Linked DNA regions of Homo sapiens: region 1 is linked to region 2. The links are chromatin contacts, found by Hi-C or POLR2A ChIA-PET in ENCODE. All regions are on one chromosome and are shown on one strand. Each heading gives the region's core, a stretch centred on a gene start or an enhancer-like site at or near the end of the contact. The rest is flanking DNA. Distances are from core to core; before and after follow the strand shown. Region 1 overlaps RELL1 (RELT like 1). Region 2 holds the start of KLF3-AS1 (KLF3 antisense RNA 1).

Region 1 (7,222 bases), core at 1,900-4,399, 1.0 Mb after region 2:
TAAGGTCACAGATCAACAGGATCCCAAGGTAGAAGAATTTTTCTTCGTACAGAACAAAATGAAAAGTCTCCCATGTCTACCTCTTTCTACACAGACACGGCAACCATCCGATTTCTCCATCTTTTCCCCACCTTTCCCCCCTTTCTATTCCACAAAACTGCCATTGTCATCATGGCCCGTTCTCAATGAGCTGTTGGGTACACCTCCCAGACAGGGTGGTGGCCGGGCAGAGGGGCTCCTCACTTCCCAGTAGGGGTGGCCGGGCAGAGGCGCCCCTCACCTCCCGGACGGGGTGGCTGGCCGGGTGGGGGGCTGACCCCCCCACCTCCCTCCCGGACGGGGCGGCTGGCCGGGCCGGGGACTGACCCCCCCACCTCCCTCCCGGAGGGAGCGGCTGGCCAGGCAGAGGGGCTCCTCACTTCCCAGTAGAGGCGGCCGGGCAGAGGCTCCCCTCACCTCCCGGATGGGGCGGCTGGCCGGGCGGGGGGCTGACCCCCACCTCCCTCCCGGACGGGGCGGCTGGCCAGGCAGGGGGCTGACCCCCCCCCCCACCTCCCTCCCGGACGGGGCGGCTGGCCGGGCAGAGGGGCTCCTCACTTCCCAGTAGGGGCGGCCGGGCAGAGGCGCCCCTCACCTCCCAGACGGGGCGGCTGGCCAGGCGGGGGGCTGACCCCCCCACCTCCCTCCCGGACGGGGCGGCTGGCCAGGCGGGGGGCTGACCCCCCCACCTCTCTCCTGGATGGGGCGGCTGGCCGGGCAGAGGGGCTCCTCACCTCTCAGACAGGGCGGTTGCCAGGCAGAGGGTCTCCTCACTTCTCAGACGGGGCGGCCGGGCAGAGACGCTCCTCACATCCCGGACGAGGCGACAGGGCAGAGGCGCTCCCCACATCTCAGACGATGGGCGGCCGGGGAGAGACGCTCCTCACTTCCTAGATGGGGTGGCGGCCGGGAAGAGGCGCTCCTCACTTCCTAGATGGGATGGCGGCCGGGCAGAGATGCTCCTCACTTTCCAGACTGGGCAGCCAGGCAGAGGGGCTCCTCACATCCCAGACGATGGGCGGCCAGGCAGAGACGCTCCTCACTTCCCAGACGGGGTGGCGGCCGGGCAGAGGCTGCAATCTCGCCACTTTGGGAGGCCAAGGCAGGCTGCTGGGAGGTGGATGTTGTAGCGAGCCGAGATCACGCCACTGCACTCCAGCCTGGGCACCATTGAGCACTGAGTGAAGGAGACTCCGTCTGCAATCCCGGCACCTCGGGAGGCCGAGGCTGGCGGATCACTCGCGGTTAGGAGCTGGAGACCAGCCTGGCCAACACAGCGAAACCCCGTCTCCACCCAAAAAATACGAAAACCAGTCAGGCGTGGCGGCGCGGGCCTACAATCGCAGGCACTCGGCAGGCTGAGGCAGGAGAATCAGGCAGGGAGGTTGCAGTGAGCCGACATGGCAGCAGTACAGTCCAGCTTCGGCTCGGTATCAGAGGGAGACCGTGGAAAGAGGGGAGAGGGAGAGGGGGAGGGGGAGGGGGAGGGGGTTCCTTTTTTTCTGTGCATACCTCCTCCCTTTTTTGAAAAACATTTTGTGATTTTACTGTGAATAATTAAAATAAAAGGAAATGTGGGGAATGCTAAGACACAAAACACTAAAGAAAAAAAATGACTTATAATCTTACCACTTTGATAACATTTTGATGTCTTTTTTTTTCTTATAAAAACTGGGACCATTTAAGCTCTAAATACTGCTTTGTATGTGTTTTTTTTTCACTTAACATTTTTCATTCACAATTGAGATCATTTTGGACAAAGTGGGTGATGACAAATCTGATCCCTTCATACAAAGTGTTTCTATTGTTTTAAGAGTGCAAAGGAAGTTTAGGATTTCTGAGAAGTAACCAACTGTTTCATCAGTGTTATATGTAGATCAGGGTAGCATTTTAATTTTGTATCTTACAAATGGCAGCAGAATTACTTTTTAACAATTAGCACTTGGTTAAAAAAAAAGATAAATTGACTTGGAAAGAACGTAACTTTTAAATGTACCTTCTCTTCCTAATAACTGACTCACTAGGAAATGCCATTCTGTCATTGTAGATTTATTGCTGTGTTACAGGGATAATGATTATCTGTAGGTTTTCTACCTTCTCTAACTCTACTACGTGAACCCTGTAGTATCTATAATAGAGATGAGCTATGGAGAATCCCATTCCATGGACTTTTACTGAATGTTGAAACTGTGAGCCCTCACATTTCAGCAGTAATGGAGCAGAGTGTGGAGTTCTGGAGCCAGGCTGCCTGGATTAAAGTCACCTTTGATACTTGCTACCTGTGTGACCTGGCATAGGTTACTTAACCTCTCTGTTCTGTAGTTTTACATCTTTAAATGGGGCTGGAAATAATAGAAGCTACCCCATAGAGTTATTGTAAGGATGAAATGAGTTAATATCTGAAAAATGCTTGAAATAGTAACTGTACACATTATACATCAATATGTGACTATTATTAATAGTATTTTTTTCTGTGTGTCTCACTGGTTGCTACTGGTTTTCAGAGTTCTTGTTTGGGTTTCATGCTAGTGACATTCATTTCTCTTCTTTAACATTGACTTCCCTACGTCTAGGGTTTTCCTGGTTACTTCTGTTCAATCTTTCCTTCGTTTGCCTTTTCTGAAGTGACCTTTATTTTCTTTCCTACTCCCTCCTTTACTTTGCCCTTTCTCTAACAGCAGTAGCGGGGACTTCACACCAGGGGACTTCAGCCGGGACAGATCCTTGGAGCTCAACATTTACTCACCTTCCTTTTCCAGTTCCTATGTTCTCAGAAGCCAGCCCACGTGCCTGTCTTGCAGGAACATTGCCCGACCTAACCTGTGACTAATTGGAAAACCCTTCGTTTAGGACTTTTGTAGTTCTCTGTTTAGTCATTATCTGCTTCCTGTTCCTGGAAGGAAGAGAAACACTGGCTTGCATGTGGGGATGTGGGTGCCTGCCTGGCCTTGTGGTACCACCTGAGCAGTGCTGTGTGGTCGCTGCTCACTCACCCCCAGGGCTTATCTTTTCTGCACCCCACATTTAACACTGCCCCTTCCAGCCCAGCTCATGTGATTCCTTGTCCTTTTCTGGATGTTTGATTTTATATCCCCAGCTGAGCTGTGAGCTTGGTGAGGATAGCAACTGCTTTGCTCTTATTACCACAGATAATAATAATCACAGCAATAATGGCTAGCATTTATCAAGTCTTAACTTGGATAAACCCTAGTAATCTCATATAAGGCTTAGAAACTATTATTATTTTATGGATGAGGAAACTGAGGCACAGAGATGCTAATTGACCTTGCCTGGGGCTTCACAGCTAGGAAACAAATTGAACACAGTGCAGCCAAGAAAAAAGCCAGTTTCTGCTTTTGCTTCCATGCTTCATAGGGAGTAGTCTTGCTTCAGAGTTGGCCCTGCGTGCAACAGACCTTGGTTCAAATGTTGGCCCAGCCATTTCCCAGATGAGTGACTTCAGCTTCAATACTTTGTTCTTGATCATCTCCATTTCTAAGATGGGTTTAATATTAACACCTATCTCAGAGTTGTAGAGATAAGAAATGATAATGTAAGTAAAAATTCCAGTAAAGGTTAGTGGCTGTTAGCAGTTGGTGGTAAAGTAGTTGAGCATCCTAGAGGCCCTGGATCTGGAAATCATAAACCCCCAACACTCCACAGGGGCATCAGTCACCATCTCTCTTTCTCCCTCTGCCTGGTCGGGTGCTGGGCCAGTCTTCCTTTCTGACGCCCTTGCTTCCCTCCAGCCAGCTCAGCACCACCCATTTTTTCCCCATGTGATTAGTTTATGTCCTATTCTGCAGGGTAGAAATGACTTGGCTGGACTTCTAACCCTGACAGGTGCCAGTTGTGCCCAGAAACCAGGGATCTAGCTCCCCAAGGACTGGTTTCCTGCACCAGCTCTCTGTAAGCTTCAGGGAATTCACTGATTTCCTAAAGGAGCACCCCTTTGACCCCATTTCTTCCCGTTGCTACTGGAGACAGGCTGAGATGGCGTGTTTCCTCCTATTTGATGGTTTTTTTCTGGCCCTTGCTACTTAGACTTCCTCCCATAGTTTAAATAATTTCTAACCTAGTTCTTGGTTGGCCTCTTGCAAGGAATATACATGAACAGTTCTGTTAGGACTCGCAGCCACGTGGAAATTGGGCAGTAGCCTTTGGTGAGGTTGTGTAAGCTCGGATTTAGCGTCCCCTTATGGATCTGGCAGTTGGGGATGAATTGGAGTCCTGTGAAAATCCAGTTGAGAGCTAGTTCCCCAAGCTGGGTTTAGGAATGTGCTGCTATTTATAGCCTTTCTTTTGGATCTTTGCAAACTGGAAACTTCTGTTGATTTCGATGAACCCAGGAGCATGCTGGTATATTTACATCCTTCAGAAAGGACTTACCCAACAAGGGGGTGAAGCAGTGGGGTGTATCAGTTGTCCAGCTCTGAAAAGAATCTACTTATTTATGTTTGTAAAAACTGTTGGCATTTGGCAAATGGGGTGTAAGTACACTGGATATTCTGTTCTACCAAATAGGATCTTAACAAAACTGCTTATAAAGTTACTGTGAACTTGGGGACTTGATTGATTACCCAGGAGCCCTTCTGCAATGAGAGAATTTGCTTTCACATATAACATTGCTGCAGCAGATGTTTCAGGCACTCCTACTGTGTTGCAGGAACTGTGTTAGGGATTAGAGGTACAAACCTTCACTTCCCCACCTCCACTTAGGGAAAGAGGTGTTTGACTTCAGTCAGGGTTTTCCGGCGAGTTCTGTGTCCTGCTGGGATTCCTGCCTTTGACCGTGGTATGTCTGAGTGGTGCGCTGTTGTAGTGAGGTGGGTGGGGAAAATGTCCTCCTAAGCTTTGGTTCTTCTGCTTGGCTCATTTCTCTGCCTCGACCCAGTGATATCATGTAGGCCACTGATTTATTTACAGAATGATGATATTACCTAACTTCTTGGGATTAGGGATTTCAAATAAAAGAATGAATGTGAAAGTGCATTGAAAAGTGTGTTATTTGGGTGGGAACTTTTATATCTTGTACTGTGTGTCCCTATCTCATGTGTATGATTGAAAATTTTCTTTATTCCTCTCCTTTCTTTTTAAATATTTTTTCTGAAAGATTTTTAGATGCCATGTAATTAACATTGCTAGTACAAATTATGTTTGTGGCAACCACTGAATAACAGTTTTTGAGCAATAATGTGAACACATGCATCTGTGAATAAGGTGCTTTTCAATAGCTAGAGAAAGGTCTTTTACTTTTACCTTTATGATAGTTATAGAGGGAGATGAAGTAGTTATACATGAGTGATTTTTTTTTTTTTTTGAGATGGAGTCTCACTCTGTCACAGTGATGGGATCTCAGCTCACTGCAAGCCCTGCCTCCCAGGTTCAACCCGGGTTCAAGCAATTCTCCTGCCCCAGCCTCCCAAGCAGCTGGGACTACAGGCACGTGCCACCATGCCCAGCTAATTTTTGTATTTTTAGTAGAGACGGGGTTTCACCATGTTGGCCAGGATGGTCTTGATCTCTTGACCTTGTGATCCACCTGCCTCGGCCTCCCAAAGTGCTGGGATTACAGGCATGAGCCACTGCGCCCGGTCGATCTTTTGTTTTTTGCAGTTAAAATTAATATTGGGAAATTTTGTGCTATGAAGGTTTTTAAAAAATGAAGCCACTACAAATTTCATTCACCTACAGCTGACTTCAGTCTTTTTTTTATGAAGATGATTTTTACACCAGAAGAAGATATGTGCAAGTTCCAGTGTTAATCGTATATCATAGGGTCATTGGAGAGAGGCAGCTTCTTAGTGTTTAAGGGCCTTGGGTGGGTGAATGTTGACCTGTATGCAGCCCAGCTGTGTGGTTCATTGGTGACAGTTTAACAAAGCCACCTAAATGCATGTGTCACTAGATAAAACCCAAGGCCACCGCCACTTACAGACACTGTTAAGCAACATGGCTAAGAGTGTGGGCCCCGGGATTCCATTGTCTGGGTTGGATCCTGTCCTCCTACACACCGAGGCTTGTTATTGAACCCGTGTGCCTCATTTTCCTCATCTGCGAATGGGGGTAATGAGAGATGCTTCCTTACAGATGCTGCGAGGGAAGAATGAGATTGCCCAGGAAGCATCCAGAACACTGCCTGACACCACTAACACCCCGTGTGAATGCTGCGATTGACAATTAAAGTAGCAACTCATTCTTTATGACGTACCACCTTTCAGAAATAATCTGAAGCAAATATTAGATTTCTGAAGCCCTGTTGCTTTAAGGTCACTTCAAACAAATGACTTCTTCAGAATTCCATTTCTTTCTTGAGTGGACATAATGTGTAATTTTAAAGGTTCGCAAGAGCCATTAGTCAGAGGCTCTCTCCATTCCTGTTGTGCAGCCACCCAGCCCCTTCCCAGGAGACAGACGGTGCTATCAGTAAATAAAGACTTTGGAAAAGTCCCCAAATGGACAGCACCAAAAATAGCAAAAGGAGGAGGGGCAGCGAAAGAGGGAGGGAGGGGCTGGAGAACAGGAAAAGAAGATGGGGAGAGAGTCAGCAGGGAGCCCTCCCAGTCCTTGAGCCCCACGGGTATTGCTTTTCCTCACGCCCCTCTCTGAGGACCCCACTGATGTGTGCAGCCATCAGTGAGGGTCTGTGGGAATCTCCTCAGTCTTCTGTCTTAGAGGCACAGTTGGTGGCTTCCTGGCCTGTATCCCAAAGCAAATAACTGGCAAGCTGACCTTGCTCCAGTCTGGGGTGAGGCCAGGTCAGATGAGCCTTCTGTTGTATCCTGAATGCAAACCATTGTTTGAGATACTCTGGAAGAGTCCAGAAGTTGAGGTCCTTGGCCTCTCAAGACACCGGGATCCTAGAGTTAATTTCCTCCCAAGACGGAGCTTTGGGCGAGGTGGGAGGTGGGGGAAGATGGGGGGATGGGGGTGGCTGTAGCTGTCATCTGTGTTGGAGTTCTGTGGCTTTAAGAAATAACTTCAAATGGTAAACCCGAGACAGTGTGGAGTAGGCTAGGGACTTTATCTGACTCTGCAAAGTTATTTTTCTCTCTTCAGTTCAAATTGAAGCCAGGGATGGTAATATTTAGATTTCATCTTTTTTTTTTTTTTTAAGATGTTTCTTTATATTGACATCACTCAAGTTTCAGTCCTTTGTTCTGGTAGCAACCCGGGGTTCAGG
Region 2 (7,174 bases), core at 4,337-6,836:
CCCCACACTTGATTTGCAGGTCGCTCTCCAGGGCAGAATCCGCTGACCTCAATACTCATTTGATCTCTTATGTCCAGATTTGGCCAAACTCCACTGATTTGGGTTGAGACTAGCTCTGGGCCATCCCTGGCAGGATCCACAAGCCTTCCAGAGACTGGCAACCATCCTGAGGATGTCCCAGACTAAGCAGGGCAATTCTGGGTCCTCCTGCAAAGGGTCTGCCTCAGGGAGCGCCCCCTTACAGGAAACAGGGTAAGAGCCAGACCCAGGGGTTACATGAAATGCATGGGCTAGAGGGCCACTTAACTTGCTCTCTTCTGTCTCCAGCCCTTCTAAATAATTAGATGGAGAAATGATAATGAATTCAGCCTGCCGACACAATGGAGTGAGTTTCAAAAACCTCCAGGAGCCTGTTTTGCTAAAGAAACAATTTTACTACAAACTCTCTGGCCAACGGATACAAAATGCACAGATCATTTTTTTATTTTCTTACTGTTCCAGAGAATATGGTCACATTCATTACAGAATAAGGACAAGGCCAGTTAAGAGGACATCTTTTTTTTTTTTTTTTTTTTTTTTTTTTTTGAGACAGAGTCTCACTCTTGTTGCCCAGGCTGCAGTGCAGTGGCACAATCTCGGCTCACTGCAACCTCCACCTCCCAGGTTCAGGCAATTCTCCTGCCTCAGCCTCCTGAGTAGCTGGGATTACAGGCGCCCACCACCACGCCCGGATAATTTTTGTACTTTTAGTAAAGATGGGGTTTTGCCATGTTGGCTAGGCTGGTCTCGAACTCCTGACCTCAGGTGATCCACCCACTTCGGCCTCCCAAAGTGCTGAAATTACAGGTGTGAGCCACCGCGCCCGGCCGAGGACACTATTTTTTTGCTTTGGAAGAAATGAATCCTAGTTTTGGTTCAGAAACTGTCAACAGCATTGTGCCTCTTCTATGACTACTAAATTTCAAGCAAAGAGAGCTGAGTTGGGGGTAAAAGCAGGGCTATTCCCCGCCTTCAGACAATGCTGTCCCTTATCAGGGCAGACTGCTGTCTGGTTTCCTGTCTCCAGCTCGGGCATGACTGCTTAAGATGAGAAACATGGTCTAAGAAAGGAACAGAGTGGTCTTGAAAATGAGAATGCTAGCGACCACCATAACCCTCTTCCAACTCACTCCCAAGAGGAATTCTGACTAGAATATCACATACTAGCAAACTAGATATCAATTGTTTTAAGATTCTAGGGATTTGCTTTTTTAAAAAGCTAGAACCAATGATAAATGATGCACTTCAGAAAGAATCCAAGTTCCAGAATAATGTAATTGTAATTCCTAGTACCTTAAAGAATGAGGTTGTGTGTATTTTATTTTTCTTAAACTCAACTGGGTGTGAAAACAGAGAACAAGAAATGCTGCCTAAGAAATCTGTCGTTTTATAGCAAAAATGTTGATTTGAAAATATTAAGAAGGCAAGTATCTCAAGGGGCGATGGAGACACAATGAAATTAAATTAGGAATCATGATTTATATGGTTAAGAAATTAAAACTCTTGTTCCCATCTTTCTGGTAATCATAGCAACTATAAGATAGGATAATTTTCCCCAACTATTCAGCTTAGCATTTAGAAGCTTGCAGAATTTTTTTCTGATAGAATATATTAGACCCTAATTATCTCTATTAACCACTTCATCTCCCTGCAAAAGAGAGAAGAAAGAATTTGGGGAAAGCCAAATAAAGACTCTGTTTACCAAACCTAGTTAGATTGTTAACAACTTTGGAACCAAAACAAACAAAAAAACCTGCTTCGATTGGAGTTACTTATGAATTTTAAGCTTAAAAGTCTCTTGTCCTACAGGTCAGCTAAGTATTTCCAGCTGCTTTTCCCAAAGGAGAAAGAAGTTATTGGGACTTCTAAAACTCCCAGCTTTTTTCATAGAAGGTTATCAGTAGCCAACTATTTGATACTAATAACTCTCTTAATATCATATTTTATATTTTCCATTTATACATAAAGAATGTGGTGGAATGTGACATTTAAAACGCACCATTATCATCAATTTTGGGGAGAAGAGAGCCTGATTTGCTGCTTCAGCAACTCTTTAAATTAATTCCACAGAGATGCTGTAGATGATTCCTTTTGATTAAAAAAAAAAAATCCCCAAGTAAGTTTACAAAAGCACTTTCCAAAACTTTTCTTTTTCAAGCAAATATTTCCTTAAATCTTAGTTTCTCAAGAACCAACAGAAAACTAATATTAAGGCAGGTCTTAAATAGTTATCCTAGAAATTCATTAACCCACAACTGATAGAATATTTTTAAAAAATGAAAAATATTATTGTAAAACAAAAATGAGAAGAGCATTCTTCTTGTTTTCAAAATAGAAGATTAAAATTTTCCAAACAATCTAGCATTAAATGAATTTGTTAATGCCAGTTCTCCTTTGAGCTTTTTAATTCTTAAAAACGGGTTGGAAATGAGGTGTAGAATATTGCACAGTGAAATCTTTGTCCTTAAAACATTATCCTGATATTTAAATCTTTGTCCTTAAAAAGAAATAATCCCGGGATTTTCTCAATGTCTTAGGCTTTGCTTCAATGATTTTTCTAAAGATTTCTCCTTCCAAACATAAGCAAGACTTAAACTAAAGCCAGGCTGCCAACATTGCTTAAATTCTCCATCCACGGAAGCCACCTGGAGCAGCCTGGGTTAAACGTGAACGAGGGTGGGCCACATCTTTCAGATAATGCTAGGTCTTCTAAACTGTAAGGTGTTAATCCTGATCCAAAATTGACAGCTTCAGGGCAAAATGCCTATCTTAAAACAAACGCCCTAACCACTTCAACACAAGAATTACAAACAAATACAAACAAAACTCCTTTAGGTTTCTTTGCCAGGATGGACCCACGTTTCCCCAAATCACAATCTAGCAATAAAAAATTTAAAAAGGTAAAAGCATTTATTCACCCAGACAAATGCAGTGGAGCAAAGGGTGTACGTAAAAAGGTTAACTGACTTCTCATTATGACATAACACAGGCGTCTTAAGCAATATCAAGTGTGTAGAGACATGATAACTCCATGGGTGGGGATACGGAGTTTAGGGGCAGGGACCTCAGCCTGGTCTGGGCTACTGATCTACCAGAAAACAGCCTGAAACAGGAAAGAGCACACATATGCCACTTGGAATGTATGACGCAAACCCCAGCCTTGAAACAAAGAACAGGAAACAGCTCTGCTGGCTGTGCTGGAGAGAAAGCACAGAGAAACATTTAGCCGGCCCTCCCTGACCCTATATTCATGAGCAGCTGGAGTTTTTTAAGACAACAACAGGGGGGTGGAGGTGTTTGTTCTACGGGTGTGAATAATAACACCAGCTTTATACAGGGGACCTGCCCTATTTACAAATAAGAGCTGCCACATACAGTAAACATCATAAGTGAAATGTGATTTTATCATATTCAAGCAGCAGAGACCTTCCTAATGAACACTAGCCTCCCTCCTGATTTCTTTTGTCCCTTTCTGCCCCATTCCAATGGCTAGTCCCTAGCTCAGATCAAATTCCGAGTTAGGGTAATGATTATGGTTCAGCCTCAGTGCATCAAGAGGAAAAAAGATAGAGCACTGCTGTTAGGAATTCAGATTACAATTGGGGTACCCCACAGAACCAAAATTGGAGCAACTGTAAGCCTCCTTTAGTCACAGAACTAAATTCCAAGACAGACTGTGGGACATCTACAGTAACCCAAAATTTTCACTGTCTTTTTCAAATGCAGTTATACACATCTTTGCAGAGCTGCTCATCTGTTCAACATATACACACGTTTATAGAAATTCGCCTTTTAAGAATGTGATTCTGTTCCTGACATTTATCTAAAAATTATTATGCAATCTGTACACCAGAGTACTAATTTCTAGAAGTCATTCTAAAATGTCTATTTTCCCTTTGGGTTATTTTTAAGATAGTAAAATCCATTCACAGTTCCTTTCCCATTATTTCTCTTTACTTTGTTAGCCAGGACTGTTTAACTCAAGCTTACGTTATCAGAGATTTAAGAATGTGGTGTGTGCAGACTAAGTACAGGTAAGGAAAAAAAAAAAGAAAAAAAAAGGAAAAAAAGAGCATCACTGTGCCCATAGCAACAAGAAGATTGGGTTTTAATTTAGAAACTTTGCAGTGAATAAAACAATAGCTTTCTGCAAAACTCTGTTGTCGTTTTGTACCTGACAAGGTTTTGTGGTCTAAGCAGTTACTTTTCTTTGTTATTCCCATGTTGAGATTTTTGTACTTGCATTCCCTTTCATGCAAGCTAAATGTTCTTTACAATGTATCATCATTGAACTTACCGATAGTACATTAGGTTTTTTTCTTCTAATAAATAGTTCTGCAGCAAAGCCCACTGACTGCAGAAATGAAGATACCAGTTTCTCTAGGGAGTTTAATTTAATCGAACATCTAATTTCAGGTTTCTATTAACAGCCTAAGGTCAACTAACATACCTCTTTTCAAACCAGAAGAAATCACTCGTGGACACTTTCCTTAAACACTATTACTAACTCCAAAAAATTTGTAGATATTAATGCTAGCAGATTGTTTTTTCCCCTAAAAGCAAGTCTTCTTCCCTAGGGTGAGGCAGATCATCCAGATGAATTTCTCTTATAAAAATGCTCCTCAAATTCGTACAGAAAAGGATAGCACAAAACTGCTGTGTGGAAAAACCTATAATGAACAACTGGCCTATTCCCCACTTGATTTTGCTGGCACATTTCAGGTACTTGTCAGAATACCACTTCATACTTTTTCCCATATACCAGACTCTTGTGAGAATATAATCAATATATTTAAAATGTCTTGGGTGATATTAATGGAAACATAAATTCTGAGTAAGAAATTCAGTGGTTAAGTGTAAAATGTTTATTTTAGTGAAATACAAGAAGGTGAGCAATTTCCAATTTCCGTTTAACTTGACTTATTAAAAATAAGTCTCATTCACATTCTTCTAGTATTATTGTATACTGCTATAAAATTTAAACCAGAAAAGTGCTTCTCCTTGTCAGTAGCTATCTGCCCAAAAAAATGAATATGACAATTCCAGATCTCATCTGCCATCTCTAAGAAAGCCACTTGGAAATGTTAGGTAGGTCCCATGGGTCCTGATCCAGGGATCTGTCCCTGGGTCCCCATCAGGCTCGGCTGCAGGCAGTTGCCTAAGGCGTCTTCCGCCTTCAGCCACGCTGCAATCCTTGCTCCAGGCACTGCGGCAGGTTCTCTCCATGCCCCCAGGAAGACTCTCCAAACCCGACCAGCTCATTTCTCCTGCCCCGGAGGATCCAGACGCCCTGGCAGCTCCTGGGCTCCAGAACCGAGAATGGGATGCTGCCTCCAATCCCAATTGCCCTAAGTTTCTTTCCAGAGGGCCGGGAGACTGCTCCAAGTTTGCTGTGGCGGGCGAGCGGCCGCGCGCCGTGTCCTGGGAGGGGGGCGGCGGGGGGCGCGGGCGGAGGGAGGGGAGGGGAAGGACGCGGGAGCCTGGGTTGTGGTGGTGGTGGGGGGGCACCGGGAGGGGGAGGAGCAGGAGCGCGCGGCCGCGGCGCTACCTTTCTCCAAACAACGTTGCCACACGCGGAGAGCACGGAGATTTCTGGGGCTTTGGAGGGAATCGTGAGCGGGCGGGAGGAGGCCGGGGACCACACAGGTGAGCCCCCGCCCGCGCCCTGCCCGGGACGGCGGCGGGCGCTGCCAGCCCCGCTCCCCCGCACCCGGGGTCCGCACGGTGCCTCGCCTCAACCCCTCACTTTTCACCGCGAACCCGTGACCCCCTCCTCCTTGCTTGCTCTCCGCCCCCACCCCGGCTAAGTGTAGCCGCCACACTTTCCCAAGCCCGCAGGCGCCCCCCCCAACACCAGCGCTGCACCCCCGACCCATTCCCCGCGGCCCCCTCCAGGAGAAAAAATGAAACCAGACTGGCCGAGGAGGGGGGCGGCAGGGACCAGGGTGCGGAGCAGAGGTGAGGGAGACGGGACTTACTTTGCGAGGCGCGGTGCAGGGCGCCGCCGACGAGAAATAAAGGCCCCGATACGGGCTGCCTGGAGCCCCCCGAGCGCAGCAATGTCAGGGCTCCAGTCCGGGCGGCGTTGGCGGCCGCAGGGGACGGGGACGGGCGCGCGTGCGGCGGGCGCTCTCGCTGCGCTCCGGCTCGGGCCCCGGCTCCGCGCGGCTCCGCTCCTGGCTCCCCTCTGGCTCCTGGCACCAACTCCGGGCAGTCACATGACGCCGGCGCCGCTCGCTCTGCGAGCCTCCCGGGGCTGGCGGGGTAAGTAGAGGCTGGGACCCGGGGTGGGAGGGTCAGGGAGGGGAGAGGGAGCCGCCGCGGCCGCCCGGGCTGGGCGGGTCCCCACCCACTTGGGTGGAGGCAGCCGCCGGAGGGGTCGGCCGAGTCACTCGCGCAAACACGCACCCCGCCCTGCGCCCTTCCCCCGCCACCCCCGCCTCCCGCGCCGCCTCCGCCCCGCCCCGCCCAGTCACCCGGGGACGGCCTGACAGACACTCATTATTCCCCGGAGCCGGGCGCCGCCCCGCCGGCCCAACCTGTCCCACGAGGCGCGGCGCGGCCGTGGGGCTGGGCGTGCGCGGCGCGGCCTCCGCCCCCCGCCCGCGTCCCCGCCCGCGTCCCCTCCCCGCGCCCTCCTCCCCGGAGTCCGCGCCCCGCCAGCCCTCCCGCCCGGCCCAGCCGCCGCGCCGCCGCCCGAGCCCGGGGGGAAGGAAGGGCGGCGCTGCCCGCTCCGGGCGTCACACGGCTGCGGCCCGCTGCGCTGCTTCCAAAACACACAGCCGGGCTCGCGGGCGAGCCGAGGCGGGGGGCGCGGGCTGCCAGGGCCATCGATCAGCCGGCTCCAGCGGGAAGGGCGGCCCCGGGCGCGGCGGGAAGGGCTGGGCCCCGCGGCCGGCGCGGCGCGGCGCGGCCCCTCCTCGGCTGAGCGCACTCAGCTCACTGCAAGAGAAAAGCCGAGCCGAGGCGGCCGCGGTGCAGGAGCGAGTGGGCCGGGCGGGTTCGGGAGGGGAAGAGCGGCCGCTGGGGCGCGCCGAGCCTCCCTGGCCCCGAGTCGCCGGGGTCAGGGGACACCCTGTAGGCGCGCTCTTTCTTTGTGCCCTGGGGCGACGGGTCCCCCTGGCCGGCGGCCCAG

The links. Hi-C counts contacts between places; a loop is a spot of excess contacts on that map. ChIA-PET counts read pairs that join two places held with the same protein, here RNA polymerase II (POLR2A). Pooled maps may share reads with other maps.
Region 1: a loop to region 2 is called in a pooled map, with 8 times the contacts of the local background. The contact joins the enhancer-like site here to the promoter of KLF3-AS1 in region 2. A Hi-C loop is called at or near these places in 2 of 168 maps with a recorded cell type or tissue (endothelial cell of hepatic sinusoid and endothelial cell of umbilical vein) and 2 of 50 pooled maps. POLR2A ChIA-PET finds 5 or more read pairs at or near these places in 2 of 52 experiments (H1 and endothelial cell of umbilical vein).

What each region holds. Positions count from the first base shown.
Region 1 is chr4:37,662,510-37,669,731 of GRCh38, reverse strand. The region is part of intron 1 of RELL1 (RELT like 1); the gene reads left to right. Among named protein-coding and RNA genes, the nearest start is that of RELL1, 20 kb to the left of the region's middle. RefSeq lists enhancers at 2,624-3,181, 2,464-3,663 and a silencer at 5,831-6,125. Within about 2 kb of position 3,149, at least 21 of the 41 ENCODE cell types and tissues checked have a DNase peak (open chromatin) inside an H3K27ac peak, as active enhancers do; they include endothelial cell of umbilical vein, where a contact is called at or near this core.
Region 2 is chr4:38,663,305-38,670,478 of GRCh38, reverse strand. It overlaps KLF3-AS1 (KLF3 antisense RNA 1), which reads left to right and starts at 5,586. Exons shown (of 16, transcript NR_171644.1): 1 at 5,586-5,685. KLF3 (KLF transcription factor 3) reads right to left here and starts at 6,280. Exons shown (of 6, transcript NM_016531.6): 1 at 6,018-6,280. RefSeq lists enhancers at 140-709, 3,117-3,166, 2,356-3,205, 3,206-4,056, silencers at 5,540-5,889, 5,950-6,549, 6,560-6,829, 6,860-7,174 and a promoter at 6,018-6,820.